Regions from separate parts of the Homo sapiens genome. Here region 2 is linked to region 1. A link is a contact called in ENCODE Hi-C or POLR2A ChIA-PET data. All regions are on one chromosome and are shown on one strand. The core of a region is the stretch at or near the end of the contact, and the rest is flanking DNA. Distances in the headings are between cores, read along the strand shown. Region 1 holds the start of KDM2A (lysine demethylase 2A). Region 2 holds the start of C11orf24 (chromosome 11 open reading frame 24).

Region 1 (7,146 bases), core at 2,739-5,238:
GCTGGGATTACAGGCAGGGACTACAATGCTCAGCTATTTTTTGTATTTGTAGTAGAGACGGGGTTTCACTATGTTGGCCAGGCTGGTCTCAAACTCCTGACCTCATGATCCGCCTGCCTCGGCCTCCCAAAGTGCTGGGATTACAGGCGTGAGCCATGGCGCCCGGCCAAAGCTTTTTAGCCACTGATTATGCTACCTCCTGGGGAACCTTCACAACCAACTTCTCTATTTTAGTTTAGACCTACACTGTTTGGGACATCTTTACTTCCTCCTTAACATTTAAGGAGAAATTGGAAATAGTTTAGCTTAACCAGACTAAAGAGTTCTCTTTTCACACCCTAAAGTCTCCCAAAAGAAATGGGTGGGCCGGGCGTGGTGGCGGACGCCTGTAATCCCAGCTACTTGGAGGCTGAGGCGGGAGAATTGCTTGAACCCAGGAGGTGAAGGTTGCAGTGAGCCAAGATTGAGCCACTGCACTCCAGCCTGGGCAACAAGAGCAAAACTCCATCCCAAAAAAAGAAAAGAAGAGAAAATAAGAGAAAAGAAAATGGTGACTGGATTTTCACTCTCAGCATTTGTTGAGTCTTAGCTTTGCTCAAAAAGGCAGTGATTTATTAATATCTTATTAAGATGCCAATTTATTCCAGCCAGGGACCCTGTTCTCAATGCCTCTAGAATGCATTTTTATTTCCTTCTTCCCATATACCATTGTCAGGGTTGAAGCCAGAGAGTTCATAGTTGGGGAATCCCCCAAGCTCTATTCTCCCTGCAAATGGCTGTTTTAGGGCAATGCAGCCTCACAGATCTGTCCTTGCCAATCAGAGCCACTGTGATGGCGGGAGGAATCACTAGCCATCTGTCTACCTCTTATCTCACCCTATATATCTGCTCTGGATTATTAACAAAGCCTGCCTGTGGAGAAACCATTGTGTATATCTGTTTAAATGTCCCGTTCCCCCAACGCAGACTAGTTAACAAATGGTTTCCTACGGCAAAAGAGCTGGCTGCAATCTGACAAATCTTGCTCTACTGGCAGTCCCATTCAAAATAAGTACTACTATTATTGTTCTAGAGCCTTTTTTTGGGGGGGGGGCGGGGAGATGGAGTCTCACTCTGTAGCCCAAGCTGGAGTGCAATGGCGCCATCTCGGCTCACTGCAACCTCCACCTCTTGCATTCAAGTGATTCTCCTGCCTCAGCCTCCCATGTAACTGGGATTATAGGCATGCACCACCACGCCCGGCTAATTTTGTATTTTTTTTTTAGTAGAGACAGGGTTTTGCCATGTTGGCCAGGCTGGTCTTGAACGCCTGACCTCAGGTGATCCACCTGCCTTGGCCTCCCAAAGTGCTGGGATTACAGGCGTGAGCCACCGCGCCCGGCCTGTTCTAAAGCCTTTCTAGGGTTCTCCCAGCATGCCCATCTGAATTAAACTTGGAGGTATCTGATTGCCAAGGGTGTGCAACTCACCTCCTTGAGGGTTAATTACTTAAGGGGGTCTGAATGTTAAGAAAAAGGGCAAGACCAAGTTGAGCTACTCCTAGAGACTTTCTCTTTGCCGCCAAGTATTCCCTGGGTTATAAGGGTGAGTGGGAAGGAAATAAAGCTGTTTATTTTGCAAATAGCAACAAGGCCCAACACTTAATCTGACAATGGCAAAAGCTTTCTCTCCTGCTTAAAAAACAAACAAAACGAGCTGCTGACTTTTTCTATAACTACAGAGAGCCAGATGCTTATGGGGCCATATCTGGTAGCACCAGTGTGAGAGACTGCTGCTTTTAAAATATACTTTACCATAGTCGGAAAGATTTAAAGAGGCTTTAGATCTGATACAGTTTCTGTGATTATCTTCTTCGTATCAGTGCTCTGAAAATCTAAGAAGTCTGAACAAAACTGGTATCAAAATAAAGAATATTTCCCAGTGACTAGAACGCAAGAAGATGATATCTTATTAACAAACCTTTTTTGCTGTTTGTGAGATGTTTCAGTCGGCTGTTGGAGTAATTATGCAAGCTCTTTAACCTTTCTATACTTCAGTTGTCTATCTTTAAAATGAATATAGCGCTAACAGGCACTTTAGCTTGTCTCCTAAGGATGTTGTGAAACAAAGCAGAGAATGTCTGTACAAACTCCCCAAGTTGTGCATGCAGAAAAACCTTCTGTGGTAATAAATAATAATACCTTGCATTTACGTAGCGCTTTTACCTTGGAGTTCAAGCCTTGATAGAATTAGAAGGTATCATTATTTTAATTGTCTCGCTAACGTCCTCCTGAAAGAGTTGATGGCTGTTTATGCAGGTTATATGATTCACTCCATGCCCTACCTCTCTGCTCCATTCCCTGCTTCCAGGAGTCAGAGCTTAAAGAGTGGGAAACCAAGGCAGGGAGAAAAAGATTTGTGTGACACCGCTCAGCAAGGGCGTAGTGGAGCCAATAGTGCCAACCCCGATGTGTAACGCCCCAGCCACCGTCCTTTGTGGGATTTAGAATTTAAACGGGCCCCAGAGCAAGAGATTGGCTGGGGAAATGCCCGGATCGCGGCTGGGCTGCTCGCATGGCACTGCTCGGGTACCTCCGGCCGGGCTCCGTCGACGTTCGGAGCCTGCTGGCCCGTCGGGCAGCTGTCGGGCCGCGGGAGTCGGTCCGTGGGCAGGGCCGGCGCAGCTCGGGCGGCTGCTGCCCCGTCGCTGACCCCCGCGCGAAGCTGCGCGCACCAACAGGAGACATCTTCCCGGCCGGGCCTCCCGCGCCCGCCACGGCCCAGGGCGGCAGGGTCGGGCCGGGGGCCGGGGGCGGCCCGCGCACCCCTCCGTGGGGGGCGCCCCGACTCGCCGGGGGCGGGGTCACGTCCCACCCGGGCCGCCGGGGGCACCGGCGCGGCGGAAAGCTGAGCGTGGCCGAGGAGCGGGGGCTTCCTGGGCCACCTCGCCGGGCGCCTCCGGCCGGCGGTGGGCGCGCCGGCCGCCACCGCCCCCGGGCCGTCGCGGAGACCGCTTCTGCGCCTGGTACCTGTGGACGCCCTTGTTAAGCGCCTGCAGCACCCCCGGGGAGCCGAGCCCAGGACAGACATGCTACTCCTGTTTCCTGCCCCTTCGGAGCGACGAGCAGTGGGTGAGGCGGGGCCAGGCCGCTGCACCGAGGAGCCCCCGGGCCCAGGGCAGACGGGCCCCGTGGCGGCGGCGCCGGGGCCTGCCCGGGAATGGCGGGCAAGCCGGCCTCGGCCCACCGGCCGGCACGCGAAGGGAGGGCAGCCGGCGGCCATGCGCCCCTTCCCTGCGCCCTCTCGCCCTGGGCAGGCCTGAGCCGGGAGCCCAGGTCCCGCGGGCCCAGCCCGGCGGCTTGACCCCGGGAGACCCTGCTTTGAGGCGGGTATCGGTTGCCCTGGCCCAGGCCTCCCGGCCCTCAGGTTGTGTGACTGTGACGGGCAGCCTGGGGCCAAAGGCGGTTGAAGGGGAAGGGGACGCAGATCTCCCACTGCTTGGGGGGGGTGATGTGCTTTGTGGGGGGTCGGGGGTCACCACCCTCCCAGGGGGGTGGGGGAGGGCGGCCAGCACAGCTGGCCGCGAGGGGCGGGGTCGCAGAGGCGAAGTGTGTGTGAGGGTGTGTGGGGGGAGGGCGCGCGGAGGAGGATCGGTGCCCTGCGCGCAGGCGCGAGCAGCCAGCCAGGCCCGAGCCCTGGAAGAACGCCGACGGGGAGCGGGGGCGGCGGGCTGGCGGGAGGGAGGGAGGGCGGGCGGCCTGACGCGAGGGGGCGCAGGGAGCCGCGTCGGCGTCGCGGGGCGCGGGCGATTCGAGGCCGACGCATCCGCGCGTGCGCGCGCCGGCGGTGTGTCCGCGTTAGAGGGGAGTGACGCGTGCGCGTTCACGCGCGCCCGGGAGAGCGGTAAGAAGCGCAGGGAGGCCTGAAGGGGGTGGGGGGGTGGAGAGGCGAGCTGGAGGAGGGGTGGGGAGGTGGCGCCTGCGCAGTGCGCCTCGGAGGAGCTGTGTGTATGTGAGAGTCTGACGGGTTCAAAATGGCGGCGGCTGCTTCAGCGGCTCCTCCTGTGTGAGGGAAACAACACCCCTCCCCGGCAGCGGCGGCGGCGGCGGCGGCTCTCGGAGCACCTTCCCAGCGGCTGGGCCCGTGGCCGCTCTGTCTTTCCTGGGCAGGGGACGCTCCGGGAGGAGGGGCAACGCCAGGGGGCCCATCCCCCGGAATCCCTCTTCTGCGACTGGGGAGTAGCCGGGGGGCTCGTCCCGCAGCGCGGAGCCAGACCTGAGGGGGAGACGCGAGGGGAGCCAGGGCCCCCATCCCGGCGCGCCGCGCCGCTCCCGCCCTGTCCGCCCCCCGGGGCCGGGGCCCGCGTTCCGGGGGGCCGGGGCGGCGCGGGGAGCCTCGGGCCGGCCGGTCTCAGCTGATCGGCCGCTGCTCCCGCAGGCGACCAGCCCCTGCTGGCCGAGGGCACGGCGAGGAGGGCGCTCCCTGCGGCCGGGGCCGGCCCGGGGCTCGGGCCCGGGCTGCTGACCGCTGGCCTGGGGGAGGCGGGGGCGCCCCGGGCTCGGCGCCGAGGGGTCGCGCTCCTCTCTCCTGACGCCTCCGACTCCCGGTCTCCAAAGCCAGAAGAGAAGGTTTGATTCAGCAACTGTTTGCTCCCTTTTCCTGGTCGCTCTGACCCTCTCTGGATACTGGGTTGATCCACGGAAAAACCGAAGACGACGTTTGGGATTTAATTATTCCTCTCAGCTTTGGAATCTTTTACTTCTCACTTGGACAAGAACTCAAGAGCAGAATCTCCGGTGAGTTTCCCCCTCCCCCCCCTCATTTGGAAGTTTGGTTGACTGTGTTATCCAAAGACTGAATGCAAAGTTTCTATCTCTTTTTCCGATGGGTGAACCATTGAAACGCCTTTTCCTGGGGGAGCCCAGCGAGATTCGCCCTTTTTCCTCTCCGGCCCTGGCTGCTCCATGCCCAGGCGGTCGTCGCCCAGGGGGTGCAAGCACGGTTTCCCTCCCGACTTCGGGCCAGGGCTTCCTCCGGGAGGGCTCTGCCTCTAACTGCTCTGCAAACTGTGTCATCGGGTCCTCTGGTCTCGTAGCAGTTTTGAAAGGATGCTGTTAACGTGGCTGTAATGTAGTGACAAAAACGGGGGGAACCTGTGTTCTCAATGGAAGCCATTATCCACGAGAATATTTAGAAAAAAGAAAACCCTTTCTTGGTATTACGGATTGACCGTCGCGCCGGCCGGTCTTTTATTTAATTTTTGGACAAGATGTATTTTCCTTGTATCCTTAGATGCAATCGTTTATTTTATTACTTTATCCAAAAAGATCAGATGGAATTTTGGTCCTTGATTTGCACCTCTGAAATTTGTTTCAGAGTTGTGCACATCTTGTGTTGGGGTGGAGGGTAGATTTGGGAATGATAAGATCCGGGGAGTCTAGAAAGGAAGGCGACGATTGTGCACGGCCTTACAGGAGGGGTATGGGAAATTGTTTTGGGGTCATTTAAATCCTAATTTTTTGTCCTCTTTTTACATAGTCAGTTTGCCCTTCTTTCCTTTAGTTTCTGATTACCGGTGAGAGAGAACTAATTTGGTTAGGATCTGGATTAGTTCAGTGGTGCTTCACCTGGTCAGCTCTCTGGAGATAAAAGTCCTGGGCTTTTTTTTTTTCTTGCTGATGCTGCCATGAAGGAGATCCTTGCTAGTTGTAATCCTGTGGGGAGAAACTGGTGGTGTGGCCCTTCCACAAGGAACTGAAACCAACATCTCGTTTCGTCTAGGCCTCCGACAGTTGTAATGTGATTAATGTTGAACATGACATGGAACCACTTGCCCAAGAGCAGAAAGGTCCCAAACTCATGAAGAGGAACCTGATTTTTCAGAGAGCCTTTAACACTTACCTTAAATACTCCTTTCCGTGAACAGAAAGCACAAGTTTGAGAATGAGTTCTCATTTCTGCTTATATCATTATTCTTTAGTGTTGCAATCTGGTTCCTAAGGAGGAAGAGGAAGGCAGCCCTGGAGTGGTTTCTTTACAGTAATTTCAACAGAAGAGTGAGAGATGGAACCCGAAGAAGAAAGGATTCGTTACAGCCAGAGATTGGTTAGTATTTTCTCCCCCCACCACACCCTCCAGTTTTAAAGTAGGATAACTATTTTGTTTCCAGTTGTGAATATACTGTGAATCTGTGATTAAAACTTTTCGGGTGACTTTTCTGTGCACCAGAGGAGGGGGAAAGGTGTATTAATATCGAATTTGGCTTTTGGCCAAACATGTTTTATATTTTATATATTTATCTTGTTTGGAAATGGAGTTATATGTAGCCTTTAGCTTTTATAGAAACCATTGTATACCAAAGGATTTTGTGGATTACAATGTGACAAAGATTCCTGATTTTACAGTACTGACATTGTAATACATCTGATTACGTTAGATTAGAATATAAATTTTGGGGGCAAAGCTGTTTGAGGAAGGATAGTTCAATACGTTTTTTAAGATTTTGTTGTCCCAGGATTTGTGACTTTGAGCGGGGAGAACTATGGATTATTTTCTTTTATTTTATAAATTAACATTTTGGTAGCTTTGAAGGGTTGTTGGGATTGATTGAAGACAAGTAGGTAGAATACTGGATGCTGATAAAGTTCTGTGTTTTGGGAGGAATGTACGAGATAGATCTTGTTGAAAGAAATTTTAGACATGATTTGAAAGGATTGGCTTATATCTGTATATGAACACTTGGATCCTTTAAGCCATGCTTTCCTCGTAAGGTTTCCCTATTGGAGTTTTAAGAATTCAATTTTTGTTTTTCTTAGCCAAAGAGAGCTTTATTAGTAGTCTCACAGTATTAATAAAAATCTGAATTTGTGTTTGAAGAGTGGGCTATGAGGAAAGCGACAGAATTGTATGTAGTATGTGAAATTTGCTGACCTGAAAGGCCTAGAAGATTACTAAAGGAATTTATGGTGGTTTTATTTGGCTCTGCATTTTAGACTGAATTTAGGAGAAAAAGAATGGTTCTCGAATACATTTTCTAGTGATCCTTACTCTTTTTGAGAAGAGACTTCTTTATTATTTATTTATTTTTATTGAGATTGAGTCTCACTCTGTCGCCCACGCTTGGAGTGCAGTGGCGTGATCTGAGCTCACCGCAGCCTCCACCTCCTG
Region 2 (7,146 bases), core at 2,715-5,214, 1.2 Mb after region 1:
CATCACCCAACAAGCAGGCCCAGCCTGCAGGGCCAGGACACTTACCAGAGGCTGCTGCTAAGGGGATGCTCCCAGCCTGGACCATCTTCCTCCTTGGAGAGCTGTGGGCTTGACACTGTGTCGCTGGGCGAAGTCTGGCTTTGCAGGGGGTGAAAGCCACGTGGTGGGGCACTCCCGGGCCATGCCATCCTTTGTGGCACATGTGAGACGAAGGTAGACTCTCCACTCTAGTAACAGACGCATCTAGAGTTTGAAAAAAAGTCCACATTCCTTATGAAAGGCATGAAGGAAAATTCCAGTGAGGAGGGAGGCACAAAAAGAGCAGAATTCAATAGATCATTCATTCCACTGGGAAAACGACAACATGGATCAAAGCTTTCAATGTCAAAACTTCCAATGCAGGCTGGGTGCGGTGGCTCACGCCTGTAATCCCAACACTTTGGGAGGCCGAGGCTAGTGGATCACGAGGTCAGCAGTTCGAGACCAGCCTGACCAACATGGTGAAACCCCATCTCCACTAAAAATACAAAAAAATTAGCTGGGCGTGGTGGTGGGCACCTGTAATCCCAGCGACTTGGGAGGCTGAGGCAGGAGAATCGCTTGAAACCAGAAGGTGGAGGTTGCAGTGAGCCGAGATTGAGCCACTGCACTCTAGCCTGGGCAATAAGAGCAAAACTGCGTCTCAAAAAAACAAAACAAAAAACAACAACGACTTCCAATGCAGCAACTTCTACTGCAGTTTCTTTTAAGGAAGCACTCAGACAGAGGTCCAAAGATGATCTACAAAGATATTTCTCACAGCATTATTTAGAAAGAGTAAAAAACTGGAATAGTTCTGTCAAGTATGGCCCCATTCATATATAAAATACTATGGCAACTGTTAAAAATACACAACTCTCTACTTATTGACATGGGAAGATATATAGCATGCATCAGTAAATGAACACGGCAGGTTACACAGCAACGTGTGGACCATGATCCTATTTTTGTTAAAAGGGACATTTATTCAAGGGTCTGGAAAGATTTGCACTAGAATGTTAATGAATATCCCTGGGGAATGGATTCACCTGTGATTTTCATTCTCTACTTCATATCTTTCCTTCTTTTTTTTTTTTTAACAAGCATGTATCACTTTTGGAAAACATTTCTGAAAGGCTCCAAGGAAAGAAAACAGCATATTTTCTTCAAGTACTTCAAGCCACTAAGCAGAAAGGCACAGAGTTATCCCACCTGATACAGTTTCACATGCTGATTTCCATAATTTAGAGAGACTACACGATCTATATATCAGGAGAGACATTTTCCTAGGAGCCAACCAAAACTTCGGAGGAATCCAGGAGCAAAGCCATAATGCAAAGATGTCAACCGGCACAAATGCTTCTCTCATTGATGAATATTTAACGCGTACTCAGGAGATTACAGAAACAGCTCGTCACCTCTTATCATGGGAAGGTTATCAGTAGGTGGTGATATCAAGGACCACCATGGGCCTGCTCCCAACACAGATGCCCACGTGTGCACACACAGCCACACATACATGCACTTAGTCACACACGCTTGTGTGCGCACAGCTGCACATATGTCCATCTGCACATGCACACATGCCACCACACATGTGCACTCACACAGGCACACACATACACATGCAAAATCACACACACAAAGGTGAGGGCACACACACGGAGCAGGTCCACAAGGCTATATCAGGACACTCCACGGGTTTCTCAGGAAACTTCTGCTGGATACCATCACCACTTACTCCCTCCCAGCCGGTGGGGCTGGTGGTCACTCCCACAGAAACAGGAATTGGCCACTGTGTAGTCGAGAACAGGCCTTCATTGTCCTATGACTTCATCCCTCTGCTATGGTCCTGCCTCCACTTTCCAACAGAATATTCTAAATGTCAAGATCCCATGCGGGAACCTGTGGTCATCTATGTAAGTTGACTCATGATGGACAAACCATTAACAACATTTAAAATAACAGTTTCCCCTGCAAAGGCTTCAAGCCAAAATTAGGATGTGGGTCTCGGGACCCCACCAGTTATTCTCATTATTATGTGGTACAGGGAGACTGGGTAGATCAGGGTCTCAGACCATAATAGATGGGAAAAAAGAGACCCCAGGGGCAGGAGGGGAATGAGCGAGAGAGAATTAAGTTTGTATTAAGTTGGAGACCAGGGCAGATGGAAAGACGGAAGGTTAGGCTGGCACTGGGAGCTCCCTTCTTCAGGGGTCAGCTCCCCATAGGATCTGCAAGGAAGGTGCAACAGGATACTCCCTTGAGCCATGTGACACTCCATGACAAAGGCACCCCCAACTATGCCCCTGGGTGTCAACCTCCCTATCCTTTTCTGGTTCATGACCTCGAGATGCCTCCCAAGGCATCTTGTCTGAATTCTTGTGTTCCGAACCTTGGCTTGTTATATGTGGCGCACTTTATGCAAGTTACACAAAACTGGACTCCAGGCGTGGTGCTGCATGCCTGTAATCCCAGACACTCAGGAGGCTGAGGTGGGAGGATTACAAGCCCAGAAGTTTGAGTTCAGCCTGGGCAACATAGTGAGACCCCATCTCTTAAAAAAAAAAAAAAAGGGAAAGAAATAACTTAATTCTTTTTTTCTGGCATAGAGAGGTTCCAAAGACCAATCCTGAAGCTTGGTAAAGGACTACAGCTGTTACCCCCACATTCTATCAGGCTATTAAGACTCACTCAGCCGCAACATGGCCAGGCCCCCACACCAAGTTAGGCAAGCTACAGATACCAAGGAGTAGGAACTGCAAACACAAATACAGGGCAAACTGCAGGTACCTAATCCTGACACGTCACCTGGCTGAACTTTGGTAGCAGAAGCCCAAGGAACACAGACTTATGGCTTTGTGTATATAGACATTGTCCTGTAGTCCAAAGGATGTGACTCTGTGGCAGACGGGAACCTAGAACATTGGACATTTATTATATTACATTAACTACCTTGCTTGCTTCCAGGTTTCTGGAAGTTTTGGTAACACAGCTAAATACTAGGGCCTAGTTTTTGCTAAGAACGTGGGTAGCTCTGACATTCCTTTGTCCATTAGGCAGATCCACTGTATAAATGGAAACATCTGTATTTTAAAGATTTTCCTAGCTGATTTTATCGAAATGTTAGAGATTTTCCTGGGGCGAGGGATAGCTGCAAGTTATTACAGTCAGATTTCTAAGCACGATGATTATTTCTGGTGGCAAACCATGCGTGTGGAGGCCGATTCCTCCTATCAGCCTAACGATTAAGTCAACATGCTAAGCAGCCACACGGGGGCTACTAAGTGACTCGCACGGGGGAAGCAGGCAGGGAGACAGATGGGCAGGGGAGGGAATCTGGGGCAATGCACAACCTCCACCCAGGTAGAGAGAGGGTCTGGGGGATAGGTCTGTGTCACTCAAGTAAGAGCGACACTTCTTGGGGTCCAGTCCCGTCCTGGGCTTGCCCGGGAAAGACCCCAGGACAAATTCGGCCCCCTTCCAGAGTGTCCCCATTCTGCTCCCACAATGGGACAAGCCGGCCTCTTCTCCAGTCTGGGCCCCCTTCGGCCCTCCTCCCTCCTCCTGTCTCTTGGGCCCCCAGCCATGCTCGGCCCCCAGTTGACTTCTTCAGTACCTGCATTGCTCAGCGTCTTGCACTCTGTGCGTGCCCCATCCGCCGCTCCTCCTGTCCCGTTCCTCCTGCCTCTCTCAGCCCCACTCACTCTCCCACTGCCCCTCGTGCCCCCATCCAACCCTCCTCCTGCCCCCCAACCTCTGTCTCTCAGTCCCAAGCCAGTCAGGGAGCCCTGACAGCAGCTACCCGGACGGCAGTGCGAGCCCCTTACCCGGGCGCAGCAGGCCCCCGGCGGCCTGGTGGCCCTCGGACAGTAGGAAGGAGCCTGAGGCCCGGCGCGGGGACGTGGCCGGCAGCGCAACCCAGGCAGCTCCGGGCAGCGCGCCCTGCCCGGGCCCCGCCCAAACGCCGGAAATGACGTCACGGAGGGCGGGGCGGGCCTGCTGGCCGGGGCGAAGAGCGGCTGCGGCGGGGCCTGTGGCGAACGGAGGCGAGCCGGAAGTGGGGGGGTTGTCTGCTCTCAGGCCCCGCCTCCCCGGGGCCGGCTCGGGCCACTTCTTGCGCGCTGCCAGAAGGAGCTATTTTGAGCAGGTCTGTGGCGGAAGTGGGTGTTCCCGGGTCTCTGCTGCCCAGCTGTGCCCGCTGCCGTCTTGGGGTCCCGGGGTGCGCGGGTTGGGCTGGGTGAGCTCAGAGGCACCTTGTCGGCAGCCGAGCCTGAAGAGGCGACCTCGAAACGCCTCGTGAGACCTTTCGCGGGCACACGCCCTTCGCGTTCCTCCGCTTCCTCCCACGTTTCTTCAGCCCCTGGCGGGGCGCTGGGGTGCCCGGTAGTTAAGGGTGGGGTGGCAGCGAGCGTTTCTGTGCACCCGCAGCGTGCCACGCCCGTGCTAAGCACTTTGCCTATAGAGCCAGTGGCTTAATTCTGCAATAGCACAGTGAAGAACTTCGCCTCATTTTACAGACGTGGAAACAGGCTCATCAAGTGCTCTGTAATTGTAAAACCTGGGATAACAAAGGAGCAAAACGCAATTTAGAGGCAAGTGTGTGGGACTTGACTTTGGTTAGAAATAGGCTTTGCAGGCCAGGCGCGGTGGCTCTTGCCTGTAATCCTAGCACTTTGGGAGGCCGAGACGGGCGGATTATCTGAGCTCAGGAGTTCGAGACCAGCCTGGGCAACATGGTGAAACCCTGTGTCTACTAAAATACAAAAAATTAGCCGGGCGTGGTGGCGTGCGCCTGTAGTCCCAGCTACTCGGGAGGCTGAGGCAGGAGAATTGCTTGAACCTGGGAGGTGGAGGTTGAAGTGAGCAGAGATCGTGCCACTGCACTCCAGCCTGGGCGACAGAGCGAGACTCTGTCTCCAAAAAAAAAAAAGAAAGAAAGAAATAGGCTTTGCAAGTTAGTAGTTCTGTGACTGAATCCCAGTCTGTATAAGACCCTCAGGCATCCCCCGGTCCAAACCAAAACCTGTCTGCGAAGGATGATTTCACAGGAGCAAACCAAGACTTTATTTCCAGTTTTATAACCTGCCTTGGGGTCTTCGGCTAGGAAGCTAAGAGACACAGAAAGCTGAGATTGGGCAAAGACAGGATCTACCATCCACTCCGAGCTCTGGGAGCACCTGAAATGCGATTTGATGTCACCACCACCATCCCCAGTTCAACCACAGTTCATGTGTGGAATTTAACCTGCAAAGTTGGGTTTGCTGAGACCCAACGCCGGTTGGATCATGTGAAGATCAGATCCTTTCACTATGTATTTGCTTTAATTTTTCCAACTAGTTCGGATCTAACATGAAGTACAGTATTGAGGCTCACTCCAGAAGTGAAAATATACAATCGGCAGGCAGATTTTAGTTCTTTGCCTGCCCTTTTCAAAAATCAATGACTGGGCTGGGCGCGGTGGCTCACGCCTGTAATCCCAACATTTTGGGAGGCCAAGGCGGGCGGATCACCTGAGGTCAGGAGTTTGAGACCAGCCTGACCGATATGGTGAAACCCGTCTCTACTAAAAATATAAAAATTAGCCAGGCGTGGTGGCGTGTGCCTGTATTCCCAGCTACTCGGGAGTCTGAGACAGGAAAATTGCTTGAACTTGGGAGGGGGAGGCTTCAGTGAGCCGAGATCTCACCACTGCACTCCAGCCTGGGCGACAGAGCGAGACTCCTTCTAAAAAAAAAAAAAAAAAAAAAAAAAAAAATCAATGACTGTGACTCTGTTTTCATTTCCTCTTTGGCAACATAGGGACAATTTTTACTGCTGGGGCTGAAATTACAAACATAAGACACAGCCTCTCCTCTAGAGCAGCTGGGCAGCTAGACCTCCATCTGCTTGCTTTTTTTTTTTTTTTTTAGACACGGAGTCTTGCTCTGTCGCCCAGGCTGGAGTGCAGTGGCGCCATCTCGGCTCACTGTAAGCCCCGCCTCACGGGTTCACGCCGTTCTTCTGCCTCAGCCTCCCGAGTAGCTGGGACTACAGGCGCCCGCCACCACGCCCAGCTAATTTTTTGTATTTTTAGTAGAGACGGGGTTTCACCATGTTAGCCAGGATGGTCTTGATCTCCTGACCTAGTGATCCGCCCGCCTTGGACTCCCAAAGTGTTGGGATTACAGGCGTGAGCCACCGCGCCCAGCCCATCTGCTTTCTTAAATTTCTATTGGAACAGAGTCATGCCTCTTCATTAGGTATTATCTGATGATAAAAGGGCACAGTCGACTAGTTGTAGAGACTATATGGCTCACAAGTCCTAAAATATTTACTCTCTGGCCCTTTACAGAATCTATTTGCTGATCTCCAGTCTAGAGTGTTACTGATGGGTTTCTGACACAGAAATATCTGGCTGAGATGGTCCAACATACCGGGAAACTCATTCTCTCCTATGAGAAAGTCATATTCTCTGATAGCATCTTTGGTCACCTGAAACCTAGTGTCCATTGAAGGCACAGCTCTGGGAACTGCAAAACTGTTCTGTGGAGTGTTATGGAGAGTAAAGCCAGGCAGACCAGCTGCTTCTGAGGGCTGTGGATAAAATAGAGAATGATACACTTACATCCTCTACCTTTTGTTTCCAGGCACAGATCATTTCAGGTGCCTTCTGTGCAGAAATAGCTGAATAAACTTGGAGCTTGGTCTCTTTGTTGTTGAATTTACAATGTTATTTGAATGTAAGACCTTGTAGATATGACATTTGAAAGTTAGGGCTCTGGAATGGCACTGCCTGGCTTCAGATCCTTCATTTTTTTGCTAAATGACAACAAACAAGAGGCTTAGGCTCTGTGCCTCCGTTTCATCATAGTCAATTCTGGTATTTGCAGTAGTTATGTTGAATAAAGTCACCCAGTACACGGACTTAGCAAATACTGCTCCTTGGAAACCACAGCTCCTAGGGAAGATACAGGGTTAGGTTCCTGTGAACCTCTGATCACAACATTTTTATCAACAGATCAATATACATAACTTTGTTTTTGTGTGTGTGTTTCTATTAAAGATGCTTTATTTAGGCCAGACACAGTGGCTCATGCCTATAATCCCAGCACTTCGGGAGGCCGAGGCAGATGGATCACCTGAGGT

The links. A loop is a pair of places that touch in the nucleus more often than their neighbours do. ChIA-PET counts read pairs that join two places held with the same protein, here RNA polymerase II (POLR2A). Pooled maps may share reads with other maps.
Region 2: a loop to region 1 is called in a pooled map, with 9 times the contacts of the local background. The contact joins the promoter of C11orf24 here to the promoter of KDM2A in region 1. A Hi-C loop is called at or near these places in 1 of 37 single-sample maps with no recorded cell type and 5 of 50 pooled maps. POLR2A ChIA-PET finds 5 or more read pairs at or near these places in 1 of 52 experiments (A549).

Annotation. Positions count from the first base shown.
Region 1 is chr11:67,115,275-67,122,420 of GRCh38, forward strand. It overlaps KDM2A (lysine demethylase 2A), which reads left to right and starts at 3,989. Exons shown (of 21, transcript NM_012308.3): 1 at 3,989-4,775; 2 at 5,960-6,084. The coding sequence starts at 6,043. LOC107984341 (a long non-coding RNA gene) reads right to left here and starts at 3,074. Exons shown (of 2, transcript NR_160735.1): 1 at 1,960-3,074. RefSeq lists silencers at 2,896-2,945, 3,086-3,365, 3,546-3,985, 4,126-4,195, 4,376-4,515 and 2 more and an enhancer at 3,426-3,475.
Region 2 is chr11:68,268,009-68,275,154 of GRCh38, forward strand. C11orf24 (chromosome 11 open reading frame 24) reads right to left here and starts at 3,965. Exons shown (of 4, transcript NM_022338.4): 1 at 3,849-3,965; 2 at 46-243. LOC105369363 (a long non-coding RNA gene) reads left to right here and starts at 4,094. Exons shown (of 3, transcript XR_950248.3): 1 at 4,094-4,168. RefSeq lists enhancers at 1-469, 4,074-4,928 and silencers at 3,763-4,162, 6,042-6,101.